Linked DNA regions of Homo sapiens: region 1 is linked to region 2. A link is an interaction called in ENCODE POLR2A ChIA-PET data of the cell type or tissue named here. Cell type or tissue: PC-9. All regions are shown on one strand.

What was found. Peaks named below come from ENCODE experiments on the same cell type or tissue, not always from the same donor. Only the 100,000 strongest peaks of a DNase experiment are listed, where the experiment ranks them.
Region 1: POLR2A ChIA-PET joins it to region 2 with 7 read pairs; 2 of 35 experiments call an interaction of 5 or more read pairs at or near these places.

The regions. Positions count from the first base shown.
Region 1 is chr2:70,663,110-70,671,109 of GRCh38, reverse strand. ADD2 (adducin 2) reads left to right here. Exons shown (of 16, transcript NM_001617.4): 16 at 7,375-8,000. The coding sequence ends at 7,685. Among named protein-coding and RNA genes, the nearest start is that of ADD2, 100 kb to the left of the region's middle. In PC-9, no CTCF peak of the experiment used is centred here; no DNase peak of the experiment used is centred here; H3K27me3 peaks cover 3,450 bases.
Region 2 is chr2:70,422,159-70,430,158 of GRCh38, reverse strand. No RefSeq gene overlaps it. Among named protein-coding and RNA genes, the nearest start is that of TGFA-IT1, 55 kb to the left of the region's middle. In PC-9, no CTCF peak of the experiment used is centred here; DNase peaks (open chromatin) are centred at 3,748 and 4,068; H3K27ac peaks cover 1,838 bases.

The sequences.
Region 1 (8,000 bases), 240 kb before region 2:
CTAGGGTCTTCAGGACATGTGTTCCAGCTGCAGGAAGGAAATCCAGGGCTGGAGAGGAGGCTCATGGAGGAGTGGGACAAGGGCCAGGAAGGGCATGCAATGGGTGGGGTAGCTGTTTACCCACTGCCTGACATTTTACACCCTATAGCAGGATTCTTCATTCTTCCCCTGGAGGGGCCCACGGTTGAGTTGTTAGAAGAGTTGTCTTGAAGATACTTCCCATAACCCACTTCCTATAACAGACAGAGCTAGGGAGCATGGCACCTTGGAGCAGACCCTGCATGACGAGGACACAAGCTGTAGTTGGGTGGGGAGCCCGGTGTGAAGCCTTGGCCAGGCTGCTCACAGGCTTGCTGGACTCCTGGGCAGACAGAACTGACCCACCATGCAAGTCTCTGCTCTTTCACATCTAGCCCACCCATCAGATCAGGGATGGCTTTTTCCAACCATTTGCCACCATGTCCTCAATTCTCTTATGCTGAGTCGCCTCAGTGTCACTCCTCATCTGTCTACCTGACTCCTACCCCATCAGCCTCTCTGAAGGCTGGCCATCAGAGAGAGCCTTTGCATCTGGTCATCTGTGCTATCACCTTCTCTTTAGCTCCTGTCAGACCCTTGTCCCAGCTCACCTTATCCTCTGCTGAACCCTCAGGGCAACTGGCTACGCCTGCAAAGAAATAGCCCTGTATTTGACATCACATGATCACATGATCAGCTCTGCCACTAACTAATCTAGCCATCTCAAACAAGTCATTTAAAAACACTGCTGGATGGGAATAACATGAATCTGCCTTTCCTAACCCACAGCATGTTGTCAGGATAAAATGAGCTACTGAATATAAAAGTACTTTGTAATATGCTTTACATAAGTTAGTCCTTTTTATCTACCATGTTCTCCAAATTGTGAGAGCTAATACAGTACTTGATGTTTTAAGCCACTAAGTTTTAGGGTGGTTTGTGATGCAGCAATAATATTTGATTTAAGTCATGGTATAGAATAAGAACTAGTATTACGGAAATTAGTTCTTTTGTGGGTTGACTGGGGTTGTTGGGGCTTAGCTGGATGATTTCTAATTGATGTGATATCTGCGGAGGGCTCCAGTCAGTAGGGAGCTTGACTAAGCTGGAACTTCCAAGATGGTGCACTTACATGCCTGGTACCTTAGCAGGGGCAGCTAGAAGGCTGGGCTCAGCTGGGACACTGAGATGGCTGGGTGTCTGTCTGTCTGTCTGTCTCTCTGTCTGTCTCTCTCTCCCTCTATGTGGTCTCAGGGCCCACCCATGCGGCCTCTCTACATGTTTTTCCATCAGGGTTGTTGGACTTTATACATGGTGGTATAAGGCTCCCAAAACTGTGAAAATAGAAGTTGCTAGGCCTTCTTAAGTCTTTGGCCTGAGGCCTGCTTTGTGGATCTTCCACTGCATTCTATTGGTTTTGCCAGCCACAGGGCCAGCCCAGATTCAGTGTGGATACCCGGAGGGATAGCTCATTGGGGTCATATTTGCACACAAGCTCTACCAGATACTGAAAGTATATTTGGGTACTTAGAGGAACATTTGTATCCTAGCTGTGGTGAGTGGATGGGAGTCACAGAGTCCACTGCATCCATTTATGAGAAGCTCTACTTTCTTTTTTATCAGTGGTACTCTCAGTTTTTGGGGGTAAGTAAACGTCGGATAAAGCATAGCATTCTAAACTTATGTTTCTCAATGTGTGGCTAATGGGCCTTTTGTATCAGAATTACCTGGGGACTTGTTAAAAATCTCTATTTCTTGGTCCACCTTCTGTTTCAGTTTATTGTGAGGACAACACTAAAGAAGATGCATTTTCACAAGCTCTCTGGGTGATTCTTTCAGACACGGATGTTTGAGAATTTAAACCCAGACAGAAACTCTGTTGCAAACCTCTCTGCGTGGCCAGCATCCAGCTCAATGGTCGGCCATGGGCAGCTCAGCTTGTTGCTCTTCTTCCCCTCTGCTCTGTTCTTTGAGCACCCGTGGGCCTTCTTGACTGTTGCTGCATGAGTGCCCAGCCCTTGTGTCAACATAGGACATGTTTTTTTTCAAGGTCTTTAATGAATCTCTCTATGACCTCTCTATGCAATGGTGTGGCACTGCCTTTTCAAGAGAAAAGTAAAAGCTGTACATGGCAGTGACCAGTTCTCCTTGCATTTGGAATGTAGGTCAGGATCCATCTGATTGACCTTGTGTTCAGAAGCGCGTCAGCAAATCCTGTTTCTAGGCCCTCCACTGGTGTCTTCCCTGCTGCAAAGAGAGGGCTTCTCAAAGCTGGGGGGCTTGAGGCAAGAGGTCATGTGTTTGAGCCTGAGATGTCAGCAGGCAAGAGAAGGAAAGGCAGCCTTGCTCCTTCAATTATGCAAGGTCCATATTCCTTCTCCATGTCTTTACCCCAGTGCACGGCCACAGAAGAGCCCAGCTGCTGAGCTGATACAAGGCATCCTCTGTTGAGCCTTCATCTGACCTCACTTGGCAGACGTCAGCAGCAGTAAACATGGCTTGAACATGTTGTCACTGAGCTGCATGATGATTGTTAGAGACGTAAAAGAGTTTCTGTCATAAACAGTGTACTTGGGTGATGAATAGACTCTCAAAAGAAAAAAAGATAAATGACACATGCAAGTGTAAAATGAATATGTGAGCAGTGGGTTTACAGGAAGGCGAGCTCATTGTCCAATGTCAGGGGAGGCTGTCCAGATGCAGTGTGGCTTGAGCCAGACCTTGGATAGGTACATGCTTGGAGCGGCAGACAGGAGTGGCATGGGCTGTGCAGGGGTGGTGCCTAGGAAGCTGGGGGAGCTGGCATTCCTGGAAGGGGACTGTATTAGAGTTCTCCAGAGAAACAGAACCAAGGGGATATATAGAGAGATAAGAGGAGACTTCCTAGGGGAATTGCCTCATGTGATTATGGAGGCTGAAGAGTATGTTGTCTCCAGGCTCTAGAACAGGAAAGCCACTGGTGTAACTCAGTCTGAGTCTGAGGCCTGAGAACCAGGAGCTCTAAGCTTCAGGGCAGGAGAAGATGGGTGTCGCGGCTCAAGAACAGAGAGAATTTGCCCTTCCTCCACCTTTTTGTTCTATGTGAGAGGGCCCTAAACAGATTGGATGGTGTCCAACCATGTTGGTGAGGGCAGATCTTCTATATTCCGACTACTGATTCAAATGCTAATCCTGGACGGGCATGGTGGCTCACACCTGTAATCCCAGCACTTTGGGAGGCTGAGGCTGGTGGATCGCCTGAGGTCCGGAGTTTGAGATCAGCCTGGCCAACATGGTGAAACCCTGTCTCTACTAAAAATACAAAAATTTGCTGGGCGTGGTGACATGCGCCTGTAATCCCAGCTACTCGGGAGGCTGAGGCAGGACAATCACTTGAACCCGGGAGGCAGAGGTTGCAGTGAGTTATTGCACCATTACACTCCAGCCTGGGTGACAAGAGCGAAATTCCATCCCCCCACCAAAAAGCGAATCTCTTCTGGAAACACCCTCACAGACACACCCAGAAATATTGTTTTATCAACTATCTGGGCATCCCTTACCCAGTCAAGCTGACACATTAAAATTAACCACCACATGTTCATTGGTGGCCAAGACACAGCCAGTGGTTGGAGGCTGTGGGCTAGTGAGAAATCAAGTTGGAGAGGCAGTGTGTCCAAACCAGCTCTGCGCCTCCCACAGAAGCCCCCCTCCTCCTCCAGCCTCTAGCAGCCTTTTAGTCCTTTGTCTCCCAACCCACAGGGTCTGGGTGTGGGCCCTGACTTCAGAGTCCAGTCTCGTTCCCGTCACCTGTTCTCCCATTGCCTCCTGTCTCTCCCCCAGCTTTCCAGTCACCATCCTTGGACAGAGCCCCCATTTTCCAGCTTCTGCCCCACTCTACTCACCCCCACAATATCCCCTATTCCCAGAGCTCCAGGTTCCCACCATTCAGGAGATAAAGTCAAAGGTTCTTCTTAGAAGAGGCTAGAAGGTGAGTTCCCATCTGACCCTAGTTCCTGGGGCCTCTCCCAGCCTGGTTTTCAGCCTGTTGACAGAGGAGGGGTCTAGGCTATCAGAGCCTGTCCTCAGTACTTTCCAGGGGCCTAACACATGTTGATTTCTGGAGCCCTGTCCCTTCTCTTGGCCAGTGGAACCCTCCAGTGGTCTCTGACTCTATAGTTGAGGGAGTGGTGACCTTAGTTGGGAACCTGGCTCCTCCAAGCCCCATTTTCCATTTGCTATGACTCCTCAAACAATTCATGATGTGGAACCTCTCTGAATCATGGCAGATGCACCATCTGTGGCCCCCACTTTCTACATGGTGAGAAGAACCTTGGGTGTTGCTCTCCTAAACCAGACACACACCAGGGGCTGAGGCTGTTGCTTAGGTTGACAGCAGGGCAGGTATGGGCAAAGGGACATGGATGAGGGGCATGGTTGAAGGAGGCCATTGGAGTGAAGATACTCATTGCCACCAGGCAGGAAATGACACTTGGACAGAAAGTGGGAGCCCCTCTTATCCATAGTTGTCTTCACGGAGCTAGAAGGCAAGTGCCCCAACCATCTTAGAGGAGAGCGCCAAGGGTCAGTCTTGAGAAATGCATCCTAATGTATCATCCAAGTGAAGGCCCTGCAGTGAGGGTCTAGTTTGAAGTTGCAGAGCCCTGGAGAGCCCAGGAAGATGAGAGGGAAGACCAGGGCATAGGTACAGGAGACAAAGGCCAGCACTCAGGGCTGGTGTTCATTTACATGAGTGGATCCAGTTCAGCTTAGAAGGCTCAGGCTGGGATAGATAAGAAAAGATTAGGTGATGATATTGGCTTGGTTAGAATAAATCCATTCACATATTCATTTATTTGCTCATGCCTTCAACCATTCATGGATTCCACAGACCTTTTCTGAGTGCCTTCTGTGAGCTAGTGACATAGGTCATTAGACACAATTTTGCCCTAATTCATTTCAGTGTAGAAGGGGGAGGAGATAGGCATAAAAAACAAGTGTGGGCTGGATGCAGTGGCTCACGCCTGTAATCCCAGCACTTTGGGAGGCCAAGGTGGGCGGATCACGAGGTCAGGAGTTCGAGACCATCCTGGCCAACATGGTGAAACCCCATCTCTACTAAAAATACAAAAATTAGCTGGGCTTGGTAGTGGGCACCTGTAATCCCAGCTACTTGGGAGGCTGAGGCAGGAGAATTGCTTGAACCTAGGAGGTGGAGATTGCAGTGAGCCGAGATTCCACCATTGCACTCCAGCTCTAAGCGACAGAGCAGGACTGTTTCGGGAAAAAAAAAAAAACAAAAAAACAAGTGTGATCGTTTTGCAGATGCTGTGATGGAAGTTTAGATAGCAGAGGCAGAAAGGAAGGAGTGATAAACTCTACCTGGAAGTGGGAACGAGGATCAGGAGAGACTTGAAGGAAGAAGTAACACTCAAGGTGATTCATTATATGGAGTGAAGGCTGGGGACACAGAGGAGAGAGAAGGGCCTTCCAGAGGGGAATGGGCTGGGATGACAGTGAGAGGTCCAGGACCAGCAGCTTGGTATGGCAGGAAGCAGGCGAAGTGGGAATAGGAGAGTGGACAGAGAGATGGTTGTGTCCAGCCTGGTTTATGGCACTCAAGAGTACTGCCAAGTGATGGCCACAGTATTACGTGGCGGGACGGGATGGGACACTGGATGAGGATGACAGGACATGGGCTGGGCAGTGGGAAGACTGGGAGCAGTGGCCAAAGTCTTTGATACCAAGAGGGAGCTGGTGCTCCGCAGTGGTCTGGAGGGGGCACTTTGACTTGCCCAGCAGTGTCAGGAGTTGCAAAGACTTTGTTACAGGGAGATCTGGCCCAGGTGGTTCACTAGTCCACTTTAACTGTCCACAAGTTACCCCACTCTGTCCCATCCTCCATGTAACCGTGCACTTCCCCAGACTTCACCCCTGTTAAGACCCCAGGCTTCTCCTAAAACTGAGTCCTTCACTCGCTCCCTCTGTAACACTGACTATACCTTCCACATCACCCACGATTCCATACACCTCAGCATGCCGGGTTCCTTCTTGTGATGTGGCAACACACACACTGCATTCATATGTGCCCATCACACACACACCACACAGGTGTGTCACACACTCACTCGCACACATTCACACCCTCGCATATGCTCATGTGCACTCACACACACTTACACAAACACATTTGTAAACGCTCACTCCCACACTCATATACCACTCACTGTCACACACACTGGTTCGCACATGCTCACACCACACACACAGACACACTCATGGCAAACAATCTCACTTGCATACTCAAACTTACACACTTACACCACACACAACCTGCCCACTCACACTTGCACACCCTCACACACCCACACACACACTTGCACACTCACACACACTTGTACACACTCACACGTGCTCACCCACACACACTCCTTTCAGTTCCCGTCGTGAGAAGAAGCTGAACCGGAAGTTGGTAAGCCGAGGTCTGCCCACCATGGTACTGTGTTCTTCAGCCTTCTTAACTGTGCAGTGGGGAGGAGAGGCATCAGATAATATTTACCTTGCTTTCTACTTTTCAGTCTGTGGTTTTACAATCTCCCTGACTCTCACCCCATCCAGGCATCTGAAAGGTTGTGTGGAAGCAAGGTTGAGTGAGAGTGGGGAGGGGGAGAAAGGGTGGCAGGAGGGTTTGGTTTCTGGGGCCTGAGTAACTCTGGCCTTGAACATTCCCGCGATCCCGACAGATTCCCAGGTGGAATAAAGACCTGGGGGCCCCAGTGGCTGCTAGAAAGGGCTGACCAGGGGTCTTCCCCTTTTGACTAACATGTCTTGGAAATATGGGGTCTGTGTTATATAAGGAATTCCACTCTCCCTCTGCCTACTGGGAAGATATTCTCCATATTTCTTGGAGTTCCTCACTGGTGTAGAAAATGAAATGGGTTTGAGGACATGTAATTTCCATGTTTTTATTGGTGAAACTAAACTGGTTACAGCAATGCTTAGATGTCTCCACCAAGCTGTACACCTCACGCCTTCTCCTTTCTCTGTGTCTGTTTCTTCTTTCTTGCCTAGAAAAACTCTGAGCTGGACCCCAGCCGGGCCTCCTGCCACTTCAGACATTAATATCCATCTAAATTCATAGACAAGAGCCCAGAGCTGCCAGCCTGCAAGGGGGTGTTCCCAGGACAGGCCACATGGAAGGTGCAGATCAGAACCCAGTCCTTCCATCTGTCTCTGGTAGCCATCCCTCAACATCAGGCTGGCCCTCCCCTCGCTCTGGATTGATTTTATAGAATTCCCTAGAAATGGTTCTGTTAGCCCCAGGTGGAAGCTGTCACCTGAATGAAATCTTACAGGTCATATCTTTTGATCTTTTTCTAGAAGGTACTAAGAAGACAGAAACAAGCAAAGCCGCCACCACAGAGCCCGAAACAACCCAGCCGGAAGGGGTGGTGGTCAACGGGAGGGAGGAGGAGCAGACGGCAGAGGAAATCCTCAGCAAAGGCCTGAGCCAGATGACCACCAGTGCTGACACGGATGTTGATACCTCTAAGGACAAAACCGAGTCGGTCACCAGCGGCCCCATGTCCCCAGAGGGCTCACCTTCCAAGTCTCCCTCAAAGAAGAAAAAGAAATTCCGAACCCCCTCCTTCCTGAAAAAGAGCAAAAAGAAGGAGAAAGTGGAGTCCTGATTCATGACACCCTTGGGCTCCCTCCTGCCTCCTCTCTCTCCTCCCCTTCCCTTCTCCCATCTCTGTCCCTGCAAGCACAGGGCTAAGGAGGGATAGAGTAGGACCCTGGACCACATTCGGAAGGGGAACTTAGAGATCACCCGACCAACCCTTCGTTTTACAGTTGCCCAAGAGAAATCAGGTGACTTGCCCAAGGTCACACAGCTAGTTAGCGGCAGAGCCTGCACTCGAATTCAGGTCTCCTGACTTCCAGTCCAGTGCTCCTTCTACTACACAACACTGCCTAGTTGTGGGCTGCCTTTGTTTGGATGCTGT
Region 2 (8,000 bases):
TTTCGCAACCTACTCATCTGACAAAGGGCTAATATCCAGAATCTACAATGAACTCAAACAAATTTACAAGAAAAAAACAAACAACCCCATCAAAAAGTGGGCAAAGGACATGAACAGACACTTCTCAAAAGAAGACATTTATGCAGCCAAAAAACACATGAAAAAATGCTCATCATCCCTGGCCATCAGAGAAATGCAAATCAAAACCACAATGAGATACCATCTCACACCAGTTAGAATGGCAATCATTAAAAAGTCAGGAAACAACAGGTGCTGGAGAGGAGGTGGAGAAATAGGAACACTTTTACACTGTTGGTGGGACTGTAAACTAGTTCAACCATTGTGGAAGTCAGTGTGGCGATTCCTCAGGGATCTAGAACTAGAAATACCATTTGACCCAGCCATCCCATTACTGGGTATATACCCAAAGGACTATAAATCATGCTGCTATAAAGACACATGCACACGTATGTTTATTGCAGCACTATTCACAATAGCAAAGACTTGGAACCAACCCAAATGTCCAACAATGATAGACTGGATTAAGAAAATGTGGCACATATACACCATGGAATACTATGCAGCCATAAAAAATGATGAGTTCATGTTCTTTGTAGGAACATGGATGAAATTGGAAATCATCATTCTCAGTAAACTATCACAAGAACAATTATATGTACTTTTTAAAACACTGTGAAAACACTATATCTCCGTTTAGAAGTGCCACACTTTTAATTAGACTTTTTTTGTTTGAAAACTAAGCATTACCTCCAAGTAAAGGATTCAAGGCTGAATTCCACCTTTGCATCATTAAAAAGGAAAATAAGACCTGTCTTTGAATTGTCAGTACAAACAGAAATAATACTGGAATCCATATTCTACAAAGAAGTAATAAAAAATTATGAGAAAGCAAAAACATATTATTATACAATTTTTCTTTTACTCAACTCCATATTGAAAATATGATCAACAATATCACGCATATTTATATCATATTGGATGCTTCTCTTCATGGTCTAATAAAAATAAAGTTTTACAATACTTAGAACAGCTTATCTTTCCTATCAGGCTTGTTTCACTCAGTTACATTACTTCCCTCATCCCTGCAGGCATTCTGACCCTTTTTTCTATGCTGGTGGAGACATATACAAACATCTATACACATATAAAGATTTTTCCAGCCGGGTGCAGTGGCTCATGCCTGTAATCCCAGCACTTTGGGAGGCCGAGGCGGGTGGATCACCTGAGGTCGGGAGTTCGAGACCAGCCTGGCCAACGTGGTGAAACCCCATCTCTACTAAAAATACAAAATTAGCCAGGGGCATGGTGGCACATGCCTGTAATCCCAGCTACTCAGGAGGCTGAGGCAGGAGAATCACTTGAACCCGGGAGGCAGAGGTTGTGGTGAGCCAAAATCGCGCCATTGCACTCCAGCCTGTGCAATGAGCGAGACTCCGTCTAAAAAAAAAAAAAAAAAAAAAAAAATCCACAAATAAGGGATTAACTATAAGTGTTAACTACTCAGATTTCTGTGGGGTTTTTTTCACATAATAATACATCATGAGCATCCCTCCAGGTCAATAGACATCAGTCTAAATCATTCTTTTTAATAACTGTACAACATTTTATTGTATGAATATATGACATTTTATTTCACCACATGGCTATTGATAGATACTCCATTTGTTTTTAGTTCTTCACTTCCAAAGTCAATGTTATACATAAATTGTACATAAATGTTTACCTACTGGTACTTTCATTTCTTAGGATGAAGTCACATGTAGGAATGGCTGGGTTGAGGGTAAACATGTATCTGATTAGAGGCATATTTGGCTACCATTAACAGAAACCCTCCTAACAGAGGCTTAAATTAAAAAATAATGATTTGTTCACCCATAACAAGGGCTTAGAGGGTAGTAGTGGTGGGTATTAGTTCAGAAGCCCAGGCCCTTATACATTTTTCTGCTCTGTTATCCTAGCATGTTGTTCTCATGCTTGTTTCCTCACGATTACATGGCTGCCGCAGCTCCAGGCATCAATCATGTTCAAATTCAAGGTAAAGTTGAAAAGTAGCAACAGCCTCATTTGTACCTTACATCAGCAAAGCAAAGGCCTTCCTAGAGATCCTGCAACAGCAGTCTTTCCCTTACTTTTTTTTTTTTTTTTTTTGACACGGGGTCTCTCTCTGTCACCCAGGCTAGAGTGCAGTGATGATCTCAGCTGACTCAGCTGACTGCAGCCTTGACCTCCCAGGCCCAAGCGATCCTCCCACTTCAGCCTCCCCAGGAGCCACCACATCTGGCTAATTTTGTATTTTTTGTAGAGACAAGGTTTTGCCATGTTGCTCAGGCTGGTCTCAAATTCCTGAGCTCAAGCAATCCACCCACCTCAGCCTCCCAAAGTGCTGGGATTACACATGTAGGCCATCATGCCTGGCCCCTTACATTTCATTGACCAGAACTGGGTTACATGGCCACTGATAGTTGCAAGGGAGCCTGGGAAATTGAGTAACTGGAAATTGTCATGATGGCTTAAATCAATTGTGGTAATTCACATTTCTACCACAGAGATAGTAGCCATTTTTTGAATCCTTGTCTACCCTAGATATAATAAACCTTTTTTATTTTTACTGGTCTGATATGTTAAAAGTATATCAATGTTGTTTTAATTTGCATTTTCCTGCTAATTAATGAGGTTGAGAATCTTGTAATATAATAATTGGCCATTTGGATTTCCTCTTCTTGAGTTGCTGCTATTCACATTCTTTATTCATTTTTAATTGGCTTATTTTTCTTTTCCTTATAACTTATAGAATCTTTTTGTGTCATATTAACTATTCATCTGTCATTTGTATTACAAATACTTTCCCAATCTTGTTGTGTCATATATATATATATGTATATATATATATAAAATTTTTTAATTTTGTGGGTATATAGTAGGTATATATACTTATGGGATACTTGGGATGTTTTGATACAGACATGCAATGCATAATAATCACATCGTGGAAAATAGGGTATCCATCCTCTCAAGCATTTATCCTTTGTGTTACAAACAATCCAATTATAGTCTTTTAGTTATTTTTAAATGTAAAATTATTATTGACTATTGTCACCTTGTTGTGCTACCAAATACTAGGTTTTATTCATTCTTCCTAACTCCAATCTTGTTGTCTTTTGACTTCATTTATGGAATTTTTTGTTATATAGGTAGTCAATTTTGTCTATTTTTTTAATTGGTTCTGGGTTTCCTGTCTTGCTTAAGAAAATATTCCCCTCCTCCCCTAACAAATTAAAATTATTCCAGTGCTCAGAAAGCTACTCATTTCAAATTTGAAGCAAATATGACTAGATGTCTAAACATTGGGGATAGGGGGAACTATATAGTTCAATCTCATTTATAAATGGAGATTTTTAAAATCCTAAATAAAATTTTAGGTTTTTAATTTGAAGTGTATTATAAGAAAAGGCATTACAACCAGCAGGGCTTATTCCAGACCTACAAGGATAAGGGGCAGATAAAAAACACATCACAGATATAACAAGTCATGGTCACCTGCATAGGCTTGTGATTAAGTCCTCACTCTACCACCATGGACCTTGGGAAGGTTACTCAACTTCTCTGGGCCCCAGTTTCCTCATGGTAAAATGAGGGTGTTAATCATATCTAACGCAAAGAGGTTTTGTGAGACTTACATGAGTTAATGCTCTCAGCCCAAAGACCGACACATAGCAAATGCTCAATAAATAGCTATTGCATTAACTATTATTAACAACACAAACAACCTGCATTATTTGTCTGTTTGCTTTGTTGGTTTCAGCCTTATTGATCCCTGGGAATCATGTTACGTATACACAAAGCAAGATCTCACTCAACACAGGTGTGTTGTGAATGATCTTTGAAGCCAGTTCCCACTACCATGTCGAGTGTCTGTTAAGGGAATACAGTAGAGACGAGGGGAGCCAAGTGTTTGCAGGGGAGCTGGGCCAGCCAGGTTTCATCATGCCAGCTGCCTGAGAAACACATTCAGATCTGTGCCCAGCGACTCGGCAGTCATTGCACAAGGCACAGGAACACACCCTCGGGGAGACACACCTAGTCACAAAGCAGGTATAGTGTGTCTGCCAGGGTCCCCCACCCCCAAACCAAAGGGCAGTGAGAGGTGACAGACACAAAAATGGGGCTCAGAAGGCGGTATGACAACCTTACTCCTGAGGGACTCCAGCAGGCCCTCCTCATGTCCCTTCCTGCTGGCCCCTAGGGCAGGCAGCTAGAGGGCTTCAGCCTTGGAAATTGCTGCTCAGCTAGCCTTTTGAGCCAACCTTACAGGTTGGACTTGCATTTGCCTGGATCCTTCTTCCATGCCTAGCCAGGCTACCTGAGAGTGAAATTAGCAGCAGGAGAGTGAAGAAGCTTCCCACTCACTCCCAGACCCCGTAAGACTCCCCAGAGCTTGCATGGCTTACACCTAGGAAGGGCTCAACACATTTAATTACACTTTCCTAAGAGGAATCAGACTAAGGGCATGGCTGGACTGAGGGCTTAAGTTCCACTTAAAGATCTGCGTTATTGGTTTGGCCTTGTTCTTCTCACTAGATTTTTCTCTCCGCTGGGTTTATTTTTTTCCTATCACCCCCTACCCCACCCTCAGAATAGAATACAGGCATTTTACCACAGGTGACATTTCAGCTTAACATACAGGCAGCAAACAGAACAACCAGCCAAGATTCAAGAAGGAGTTTTATTCCAACAGAATTAGAATATTTAGAGTTACATGAGACATGGCCCTTGTATTGGACTTAGATATCACCATTCAAAAGTAAGTTTTCAGAGAGCCTTTTAACGATGAGAAGAAAAGGTTCACAATCTAACATCAGGAGAGGGGAAAAAAAAGACTATATGGGAAAATATTAAAAATTAGTGCTTTTTCTGTATAGCAGGATTGGGAATGGCTTTCATTTTCTTCGTGTTTTTTCTGCCTTTTTTTTTTTTTTTTTTTTGAGACAGAGTCTCACTCTGTCACCCAGGCTGGAGTGCAGTGGTGCAATCTCAGCTCACTACAACCTCTGCCTCCCAGGTTCAAGCAATTCTCCTGCCTCAGCCTCTTGAGTAGCTGGAATTACAGGCACCTGCCACCACACCTGGCTCATTTTTGTATTTTTTAGTAGAGACGGAGTTTCCCCATGTTGGCCAGGCTGGTCTCGAGCTCCTGACCTCAAGCGATCCACCCACCTCAGCCTCCCAAAGTGCAGGGGTTACAGGTAGGAGCAACCACACCCAGCCTTTTTCTGCATTTTCCTTAAAGTGTACTCATTAATGTCATTATCATGTTTGTCACCCGGACCAGAATTCCACACCTGTCCATCAAAAGCCAGTTCCCATCTCTATCTCCTTGCATTTTCATCCACCTACTCTGCATCTCTAAGCCCAAATGCCTCTGTCCCTGGATTCTGCTTCCAGAGGTGTATCCCAATCACCAGCACATGCTCAGCAAAGGGATTTATCAAAAAATTATTTTTAATCAGATTTCAAGCTTTTCATGAAAAATCAGAAGACCTATCATAGTGCTCCAGGAATCCCACACGGCAACTAACAGTCTACACAACCATACCTTTTAGAGGAGCCACTCTTTTTCTGCCTCCCAGCAGCCGTTCCCTTCAAGATTTTGTTGCCTAAGCTAATCACTGCAAGGGGAATAGCCTTAATTTGTTTGACTCAATCAGGATTGACCCCCTCAGCTGGAGTTGTAAGCTACTTCCCTGAGCATATGAGAGGGTGAACAAAAAGCATCACTGAGCAAGAAAGTGGGGAATGACAGCTGGATGGCTGACTCACATCATTTTCCATATTATCTATGCACACTTCAAGGCCCACCTTAACTCCATCTTTCTTTGGAACTCCACCTTGGATCCCTCCAATTCCTTTCAACCAAGAGGGCTGACTTCCTGGATATCTTCTTTATAATTAATAACCCACAGTCTTGTGGCATTTCTCGAGTGTGTTTGGCACAAAGATAAAGTCAACTCTCCTAGAATGAACGGATGGATGAATGAATGAATGAACAAATAGTTATATGATAAAATGTACCGGAAGAGGACATGACTGGAGGAAGCCAGCAGGCCAATGCATTCATTCAAGAGAAGGGGAAAGGATAGATTGAAGCAGGGATAATGAAGATGAAAATGGAAAATATTTCGGAGATATTTGGTAAGATCTATCTAGCCTACTACTGGGATGTGGGGGTAGGGAGGGGTGGGGAGGAGTTGAAAATGCTATGGTTTTCTGGCCTAGATTCTGTAATTCTATTCGTAGAAGAAGAAAGCTGCAGGGTCCAGGGAGCTTGGCAGTACCTTCTTCTTATGGCATTGCTAACTAATGCCTCAGGTATGAGAAGATACTTTTGGGGTAAAAGGGGCCCAGTAATCAGCCTGGAGTCAGGATTGTTGTAAGGGAAGAGAGTGCATGCCAAAAGGGCTGATATTTCCGTTATGTCCTATAACTGGGAACTCCCTAAATGCAAGACACTTAATCAGGTCCCATAGAGAGAGAGGACCTCTGAAATGCTGGGCTAGGCTGCTGTCATATTAACTCTAGTGACAGAATCAACATCCAAGCACAGGGCAAACCTCCATAAATGAGCACCACAGAACACTGGGTCTCATGCTGCTGGGGGAAGAGTCAGGGCAGTTCCAAACACTGCAACCCAAAATCATTGGAAAGAGCCCCAATATTGAATTAAATGAAATCAATTTGATTTGACCATTCACTGTATTTTAAAATTCTCTAGCCTAAAAAAGGAACACAAAGGTATTTGGAAGATTGTGCTCCATGATTTAAAGGGCAGGAGTCTGCACCAAAATTATCTCCAATTGAGTTGAAATGTCTCTAAGAATGGAAATGTAGATCATAACTGGAACTTACTTTGAATAAAGCCCACTTATGGGAATTTACGTTGGTCCATGTTCCTGGCAGAAAGAGCACACATCAGCCATCCTTCTCAAAAGACTCCATGCTATGGTTTGAATGTGTCCCCCAAAATTCATTTGTTGGAAACTTAATCCCCAGTGCATCAATGTTGGGAGGGGTGCCTAATAAGAGATGATTAGGTCCTGAGGGCTCTGTCTCATGAATGAATTAATGTCATTATTGCGGGAGTGGGTTTGTTAGCTCAGGAGTAGGTTCCTTATGAAAGGGTGAGTTCAGTCCCTGCCTCTCTCTTGCCTTCTCTTAGCTCTTCCACTTATCTGTCATGTGAGGAACAGTGCTCCTCCCCTCCAGAGGATGCAGCATTCAAGGTGCCATCTTAGAAGCAGAGACCAGGCCCTCACCACACACCAAACCTGCCAGCATCTTGACCTTGGACTTTCCAGCCTCCAGAACTATTAGCCAATAAATTTCTCTTTATTATATTAATAAATCACCCAGTCTATAGCATTCTGTTATAGCCACACAAACCATGACACTAATCATTCAGAATTGTAAGGTTTACCTTCTTTCCCCTCCCCCTTAGTCTTCTATTCTCTGGCCTAAACAATCTTTATTCATTTCACTTTTCTATACCCTCACCTTTAATTACTTTGGCTCATTTCTGTGGCTTGTTTTGGGTTCTCTTCTGTGGCACCTTCAAATTTCTTCAGTAGGGTACAGGGACCCAAGCCACGCCTGACACAATGAGGACATTGCCATGCATCTTTCTGCCATTCTGGATGCCTCTTCTCTAAAAACAGGCAGTGGATATGAGCAGGTATATCACCTAAGAAGAAATATTATTATAAGTGGTCAATAACATATACTCAACTTCACTAATAATTAAAGACATGCAAATTAAAATAACAATATAACATTTTTCGCCCATCAGATCAGCATAGATTTAAAAAAAAAAGATTCTTAATATCCAGTGGTAGTTAGGGGTTTTTCAAACTATTGGTAGGAATATTGGAACAAACTTTATGGGGGGAGGGAGAACTTGATAGTTCTATACAATTTTACATGTATAC